2 separate regions of the Mus musculus genome follow, and region 2 is linked to region 1. Evidence: chromatin loops called from intact Hi-C (ENCODE). Cell type or tissue: gastrocnemius. All regions are shown on one strand. Each heading gives the region's core, and the rest is flanking DNA. Links, peaks and the distances in the headings are about the cores only. Region 1 has its middle 18 kb from the start of Lsm14a. Region 2 overlaps Pepd (peptidase D).

Region 1 (4,393 bases), core at 148-4,147:
TCTCAAGGCCAGGCAGTGCCAGGAGCTTAAGGTCAGCCTGATGTACAATACAGAAAATTTGTTTCAAGAAACCCAAACCAAGCAAACAAGCATAACCACTCATTTTGCAAACTTCTTAACTCAGGCACCTGCCTATTGTCTCTTTCCATGTCTAGGTTTCAGGATGAAGTATCGGTATTTTTCCTCTTCTTCCTGGGGACCTGTCCTTTCATTTTCTAACCATCCTTCCCTGGAAACAGATAAGAAGGTGTGTGTCAACTATGCTGCTAAACAACATTGTTTCTAATGAAAATGACCCCCTAGTTGTTAACTTTTATCTAGGCAAGGAATTGCCATAGCTTTGGGCTCCTTTTCTAACTGCCAGTTCTCCCTTGGGGATGGATCTAGAAGCCAGGCCTGCATGCTGAATTGTTATCAAAGAAACTGTTAGCCAGGGGGGGCAACATGGCGCCTCTCACACCTGCCCCTCACAGATCTTGTCTCCATAATCTGAGCCATCTCTAAGCTTCTGCAAGGCTTCCCACTGCTAGGACTATCTATCAACATTCTTGCTGTCTGTGTGGATCCTGTCCCAGCTCCTTCTGAAGACACCAGTGAGACTGGGATTCTTGTTTGGTTGGATCCTAGAAGACTTTGCCTTGGGCACTGCCGAGCGGTAAGCAACACCCTTAGCTCTTCCAGAACCCTCGATTCAATTTGGCCAGAGGACTGAGTTGGGCAAGGTGGCTCACATCTGGAATACCAGGATTCAAGGGCTAGGGTCAGGCTAGGTATGGTGGCACACACCTTCAGTCCCAGTATTCAGTATTCAGAAGGCAGAGGCAGGCTGATCTTTGTGAGTTTGAGGGCAGTCTGGTTTATGTAATGAGATGCTGTCTCAAAAGAAAGTAAAAGAACTAGAGACAGGAGGAACATGAGTTCAAAGCTGGCCTGAGCTACATAGTGAGACACTTCTTTAAAATATGTGTGTGTGTGTGTGTGTGTGTGTGTGTGTGTAATTTTTTAAAGAAAAGCTTGAAAGAATCTACCTACCTTTCTTATGATATGGAAAAGTCTGTATTGCATGAGGAGATAAATCAGATTGGAATCAAAACAAATCCATGCTGAACAGAAACCGCTCAGAGTCCACCTAAGGGATCTAAATAGAACCGCAGCGGCAGGTGGGCTTCCGGGATAGATTCATGTGCACCTGAAATGGGTACTAGGTGGGTGCAAAGAAGGCTATTGAATAAACTCAGAGACCCCATGCCTGTGATAGGACTCTAGCTGAAAGAGCAAGTGTGACTTCCAGATGGACTCCAACTGTGTCCAGACTCTCATCTTCCCGTATTCCTGTGGAATCGTTAAGAGCGCCGGGCGCAGAGCGCAAATGCAAACAGGCACCGCTACTCCAGCACTACTGAATCTGGAATCACAGATGAAGGGTTAAAGAAAGCTGCCCCTGTAGAAACGCTAAAGAAACTGGATGTGGTAGTTGCACTCCTGGAATCCCAATCTTCAGGAAGCTGAAGCAGGAGGAGCAAGAGCTCCAGACCGGCCTGAGCCTCAGAAAATAGAAGAGACGGGCATGGTGAGCATGCCTTTAATTGAAGCTCTCAGAGGCTCAGGAGGGCCTGATCTATATAGTGTGTTTCAGGACAGCCAGGGCTACCTGGAGAGACCTTGCCTCAAAACAAACAAACAAACAAACAAACATACATACATACATACAAAAGAAAACTACGGGCTAGAACCGGTGAAATAGCTCAGTGCCTAACTTGAAAGCCTGAGTTAGAGCCTTATGATCCACCTGACGGAGAGAGAAAGCTCTCTGAGGATGTCCTCTGACCTCCGAGACACACAATAAATAATGACCGCTCTAATTCAACCCTACACCGCAGGCAAACAGCTGTCCTCTGCTGCCATCTAGTGGAAATCAACAGGAATGTGAGCATTGCTTAAAGCGACAGACTAAATAAATGGGTTAGTTTTTTTAGCTTGGTCTCTTATGTACTCCAGGCCAGACCAGAATTCACTGTAACTCAGACTGGCCTTGAACTTCAACCTTCCTTCCTCAGCATCCAGAGGATAGAATTACAAGTATGTACCACCATTTCCAGCTCGTGAGTGGTTATTTTAAAGGTCTTGAGTTGTTCCTTAAGAGTAATAAAAACTCTGGGGCTGGAGAGATGGTTCTGTGGTTAAGAGCACCGGCTGCTCTTCCAGAGAGTCCAGGTTCAATTCCCAACACCCACATGGCAACTCACAACTGACTGTAACCCCAGTTCCAGAGGATCCAACACCCTAATATAATCATACATGCAGTCAAAACACCAATGCACTTAAATAATAGATGATAGGTAGATAAATAGATAGATAGATAATAGATAGTTAGATGATAAATAAAATAATTTTTAAGGATTACTGAAACCCTTCATTTACATATAGTATTTAGCAACGCGTGCTTTTATAAGGAAGTTGAGTAATTTTCGCTGTAGTTAGCTGGATTGGGGGGAAATTATCATATAATACTATATGATACATAATTTCTTTCTTTCTTCCTTTCTTCCTTTCTTTCTTTTTTTATTTATTTCTTTATTTCTTTCTTTTTTAGACGGTTTCTCTGTGTAGCCCTGGCTGTCCTGAAACTTATTCTGTAGACCAGACTGGCTGTCCTCAAACTCAGAAATCTGCCTGCCTCTGCCTCCCAAGAGCTGAGATTAAAGGCGTGAGCCACCACGGCCCGGCTTGATATATAATTTCTAAAATTATCACAGTAAGGCCAGATGTGTCCCAGCACTTGGGAGGAAGAGGCAGGTGGACCTCTGGAAGTTTGAGGCCAGCCTGGTCTACATAGCCACTTCTAAGCTAGCCAAGGCTATATTGAGAGAACCTTTCTCAACAAAACAAAGCCAATGAATAAACAAATAGGCACAATAAAAGCGGTAGACTACTTCTCTAACAATTAAAAGCACTGATGGCCAATTGCATAGGATATGGGGCCCATATCCCACTGGGTACACAAACACTGGTCACAAAATCTTTTTCTATTGAAGCCATTAACCAAAGTTCCAGGAGTTGACCAGCAAAATGCCCTACCTAAACATTTAATTGTAAGCTTATGTACGTCTCTGAAAGCGTCAACTGAGCTGCTAAGAAGGATGGCTTTGAGTAAAAATGGTCAACTGCCATTGACTGACAGCTAGATGGTGTCACAGCTATCAGCTTATGTTCATCGGTTGTGTGGGAGGTTGTTTGCTTGTGTATTTGTGGGGCTGGGACTTGAACCCAGAGCCTTGCACAAGCTCGACAAGCTCCCCACTCCTGAGCCGCATTTGCCATCGGTACTTTAGGTTGTGTTTTATGAATGTGGAACTTTTTTCGTGGGTCCATCCCTTGCAGAGGCCCTGGAGACTACATCTAGGAAACTGTTGTGGAAGTCTCTGGTGAGGAATGGAGCTTTTTAAATCAGAGCTGCCCTCAAAAAGACCCAGTAGGGGTTGTTTGGTTTGGTTTTTGAGACAGGGTCTCATTATGTAGCCCTGATTGGACTGAAATTCACTATATAGACTCCCACTTAGGTAAAGGTAGGGGGTAGACTTTTATCTCAGGTTAGTTCAATCCTAAACCCCACCTTGGGTGCCAATTTGTTGCTGGAATTTCCAACCCAAATAAGCCCATATAAAAACCACACAATCCAGTTATTATAATTATAAACTGTATGCTTGCATTGGGCAGATCTAACATTATATTAACTTATTCCCCAGCTATGAGACCCCTTGCTACTTGTAGTTTCTTCTGGTCCATCATGGCTGCCTTCTCCTCTTCTTTTGTCCTCTCCCCTTCCCTCTTATCCTCTTCTGGGTCTCTACCTGCCCCCATTTTCAAACCTTCAGCCCCACCTTTCCCCTCCACTGCCCAATTACAGGCTCTAACCTTTACTGACCAATTAAAATGGGGAGAAGGCTCACATGAGATCATCCAAGCATGTGATGGACTGCTCTGCGGGGGTTGGGGGGTCGGGGGGTCGGGGAGAATGGGGGTGAGTCAAAGTGGGCAGCTGAAGAAGCAGAATTAACATCAGAATACAAACAGCATCAGGCCAACCAACAACACAGGATGGATGGCCTGGAACATACAAAGATCAGCTTGCCTCTGCCTCCCCAGTGCTGGAAATAAAGGTGTCCTTGGCCAGTGGAGTTTTTACCTGCTTTCTTGAACTCTCTGAATGACCTACAACAAAGACACTTGCTTCAAGGAATACAGGATGGAGTTGGCCCTGCTGTGAGCTGATCACTGCCCTAGGTCCTTCTGCTCTGGTCATCTCTGAGCTAGCATGTGCATTTATTTATTTATTTATTTATTTATTTATTTATTTATTTATTTAATGGAAATGCTGGGGTTAGTCTAGCGC
Region 2 (4,393 bases), core at 329-4,328, 510 kb before region 1:
TGCCAGCATCTGGTCTCAGGAACTCAACCCCTCCTCGGTAGCTTCTGCTGTCCCCCTAAACTGTAGCCAGTGGCCCAGACCACCCTCTGTTTTACCCATTCCTCTGCACACTGTCCTCTTGCTTGTCCAAATTCACCCTGGCTCACTCCAAACACCATCTCCTCCACGAAGCCTAGCCTGCCTGTTCCCACAAGGATATCTTTTTATACCCTGACATCTCTGCCCAACAGGTGAGGCTGGTGGTGCTGACCCCAGATGTGGAGGGTCAGCATGCATGCACTCCTGCTCCCATGCTGCCTCTAGGGGCCCCTGGAACCAACCTCTGTCCAGCCCTGAGCCCCATGCCTGGCAAGCCTGTGACGGCGAGGTGCGGCTCACCTGGCGGAAGATGATGGAGGTATCGGTGCAGTACCGTTGCATCTCTTCCCCGCCCTGCAACACGACAGCTGAGGCGGCCTGTACAGCTCCATTCTTCCTCAGCCTCTCACACAGGCGCTGCCTGTTCAGGGCGAATAGTGCCAGTGGCACCTTCAGGGTCTCATTCCCCAGGGAGAAGGAAGGGCTGCAGAGACAGGAGCACAGGCCAGTTAGCGCCTCCCCACGGGTGGCCATTACCTGGGGTCTGTGCCTGCAGAGGACTCTGGGCAACTTGTGCTAAGTCGGCCTACCCTTAACCTGTTGGGACCCAGAAACAGTCCTTCACTGAGCCAACCACTGAGCCAACCAAGGCTTGTCCATCTTACTTCTCTACCCTCCTGCTCCTGAGTGCCTGGCTTAGCTGGGGATGAGGGGTGGCTGGACCTGCTCAGCTGGTAGGTGGGCAAGGCTTATGTGGGAAAGCCTCTGCAGGGGAGACAGCAGTTATGTGCCACCCTCCAGGGCCTGCCATCTGCTTTGGATTTTTCAAGAACAGGTGGGAAAGCTGAGCTCTGATCCAGTCAGTACTGGCCAACACCATACATGCACTCACCATTCCACCCCCTGTCACATCCGTTCCCAGCCTTACAGCCTGCACTGGTAGTTCCAGCCTGCACTGGTAGCTCGTCAGTGCCCAACCCCTCAGTATGCACAAACAGTGCTGCCCCACAGCACCATGCTCCTGTGAGCAGCAACTGCAGAGTGTGGGCTTCAAGGAGAGCAAGGCTGCTGTTCTCGAGAGTCTACTGGAGCTGGGAAGGGCCAGGTCTGCCTTCACTGGGAGATGCGCCTCTCTAGGTTTCTAAGATAGCTCATGCCCAGGTCTCATGCCACACCCACAGATTGTGCACAGCCCCACCCCCACACCCCCATACCCATTCACAGGTTGCTTCTGCAACAAGTTTCTCCCCAACTGGGACACCTTCAACATTCAGACATAAAATAATCTGATCCTAAAAAAAGGAAAACTACTTCCTCAGCCCTCTCAGCAGTCCATTTCTTCCTCCACTTTGCTGTTAATACTCTAAAGAAAACCTAAGCCTCTGGCACTCCTGACAACATATGCTCCCTCCCCAGTTTATCCCAAGACCTACACATCGCTCCCCTAAGCAAACACAGTCCATCTGACCACAATGAGCCTATGCTGCTAAATCCACACTGGGTCCTGATCTGATCCTCACCAGGCCTTTCTGTAGCCTTGACACTGGTACACAATACTGCTGAACTCTAATTGATATGGTTCCTCCATCCTCTGTTTTCCCCATCATTTCCAAGCCAACCTGTATTGGAACCCTAGGACTAGGTCCATATTCTTCCTTCCACTGGGTATAGCTGCGTGGATTCAATGCTTCAGCTTTAAGTACCATCTGTTGTCATCACAGGCCAATCATGTCCCCCTACATGCAGAGGCCCTGGCCCTCTGACATAACAGCTAGCCTTGCCTCGTCCTGCCACTAGAGGGAGCTGCGCTCTGATGGTGCTCAAGCCATCCCTGCCTTCTCATCCCACCTCTGGTCCATCACCCTCACACACGTATCAGGGGACTAGCCCAAGCGGTCTAGATCCACCTCCATCTCAACAACTTAAAAAAAATTCTGCACTGCTTTCTTGGTCTGAGCTTCCCACCCTTCAGCAGCCTCCTCCTCTATGCAAAGCACAGACTTAATTTGTGGCTGTCCAGGTAACATGTGGCATGGTGAGACAAAGAACTGGTATCAATGTCTGGTAATGATACCCAGGAAGGAAGGTGTGCAGATCAAGCAAAGCAGCCAGAAGTCAGACAAGTGTGGGTATGCAACAGGGAGCCCCTGAAGTGTCCAGTCAGGGGCAGTGGCACAGTTGAAGAAGAGCAGGCTTAAGCCAGAGCTACTGCAGACGAGTAGGCTCTGAACAAGGACCATCCATGATGAGCCTCCCATCACACTGCAGGGGAGCCATGATCTTAGAGGCCTCATGACCCTCACACCTTACACATTCCTCCCACATACCCTGGCCCCAACACCACCTTGTAAGCATTCCTAGACTCATTTCTGCCCGACCACCACCACCACCACTCACCCCACATAGCACTAGGCAGGACTCCCCACTTGCCGTCCAGATCCCGCCCATCCACAGTGCCTTGGACCTATAGACTGTGAGTCTATAGCCTCTTCCCAGCCTCTGGATTCCAGGTAGGCTGAGCCTATGAGAGGTGGGGGTGGGGAAGGAGAAAAACTCGAGCACAGAGCTCCCTCAACTCCCTCCTTCCATGGAAGGCCATAAAACTAAATGGCCTGTGCCAGTCTCTCAGAGCAGAGCCACAACTTCCCCTCCTTCAGGTTCTTTTTACATTCCTGCAGATCTGTAAAAACCACCGTTGCAGCAAACTCCTGGCACCAACCAGGACCCTAACTGAAACAGGCCCTCCAGGAGATAGACCTAGATCTGTCTGAGTCACTGTGTCCTGTGCCTAGCACAATGCCTGACACACAGCAAGTGCTTGTGGGGGTGCGGGGGGCACACATCAACTGTGACATTGCAAAGTGCCATGACAGCTCCATTCATCAGTTGGGAGGCAGGAAGGGTGGAGGAGTGGGGAGCACCTCCACATGCTGGTGGTCTAGATACTCACTCCTACCCCCAGCACCTGCCCTTCCTGCCTCCCAGGCAAGTAAGTAGGCAGTTTGATGAGCACAAGTGGCCAGGACCTCCACAAAGCTGGGGTTGATATTTGCTGTTCTCAGCCACGAGGGTGACAGGGCAGGAGTATCCTAGTAACAGCTTGTAAGCATGGCTCCCAGCTGGCCTGGCTGACAGGAACTGAAAGTGCACCTACCAGCACCCACACTCAGGGAACTCCCACCCGCTTCCTATCTACTGGGTTACACCCATGGAAGGGGGTCAGCACAGCACAGGAGGGGAACTCATGAGCAAATCCATAAGGACTCCAGCCACAGACAGGACGGGCTCAGAGCAAATCGCCCCACCTCCAGTACCACTTCTGAAATGCTAGGCTGGGCTTCGTCGCCTCCCACAGCTCTCCTCTACATGACCCACCTCCAAGTGACGCCTGTCCCCGGCATGTGATCATCCCATCTAGAAGGTTGGACACCCAGACTTGGGGTCTACTGCCTGCTTCATATAAGGGATCACCTGAGCACGTTAGTATTCGAGGGGGCTCCTTGGAACAAGCCCTGGGATACTCACTTACGCCTCCACAGGGCTCAGTCACACCACCACCCACCTTTATCTGGGTTAAAGAAAGCCAGTTCAGCCTGAGCCACCAGGCAAGGCCATGTGCTCCAGTCACTAAGTACTCCAGGACAGCCTCAGGATCAAAGATTGCAGAGATATCAAACCCTCAAAGGGATAGTCAGGGCCAGAGCAAAGAGTGACTTCTCTCTGTAAATTCATCTAATATAGTACCAATAAAACATCCTCAGCGCATTCCCTTTGTGATGCTGGGAACTGAACCCAGCATCTGACACATCCTAGGCAAACACCCGGCCCTGAGCTATATCCCCAGGCGTCCCCCCCTTTTTTTTTTTTAACATTTTATTTTGAGACAGACTGGCCTTGAACTTGCTCTGTCAGCCATGAAGTTCTCGAACTTGCAATTCTCCTGCCCAGACTCCCGACGCCTCCTCTAGGCCTGGCTGTCCAACTGGTTTCTGATGAAGGGTCGGGTTTGTTCGTTAGTTGGTTGGTTGGTTGTTAATTGACCCTTGGAATTTCAAATCCACAAGCATGTCATTCCAGAGTCCCAGAACAAACAAAGTACATTCCACTGCATGCAGCCAGGGCATAGATATGTCTGAGAGGAACAGAGTGGCTGTGGTGGACCAGCTCAGGGCTAAAGACATCCACAGGACAGACCCTCCCAGGCCAACCACCGTCACCCAGGAGGCAGCCCAGGGCCAATAACAGACTGACTAATAACAGAGCCGGACCCAGGCCACAGCTCCTGCAGCCCACCCTTGTCTCAAACTCCCTATGC

The links. A loop is a pair of places that touch in the nucleus more often than their neighbours do. Peaks named below come from ENCODE experiments on the same cell type or tissue, not always from the same donor. Only the 100,000 strongest peaks of a DNase experiment are listed, where the experiment ranks them.
Region 2: it touches region 1 in a loop (2.6-fold over the local background); 3 of 42 quality-filtered maps call a loop at or near these places.

Annotation. Positions count from the first base shown.
Region 1 is chr7:34,405,212-34,409,604 of GRCm38, reverse strand. No RefSeq gene overlaps it. Among named protein-coding and RNA genes, the nearest start is that of Lsm14a, 18 kb to the right of the region's middle. In gastrocnemius, for the core only: a CTCF peak has its summit at 1,908 (motif pointing left); a DNase peak (open chromatin) is centred at 1,886.
Region 2 is chr7:34,917,498-34,921,890 of GRCm38, reverse strand. It overlaps Pepd (peptidase D), which reads right to left. Exons shown (of 15, transcript NM_008820.2): 2 at 379-562. Among named protein-coding and RNA genes, the nearest start is that of Pepd, 7.3 kb to the right of the region's middle. In gastrocnemius, for the core only: a CTCF peak has its summit at 1,865 (motif pointing right); a DNase peak (open chromatin) is centred at 1,867.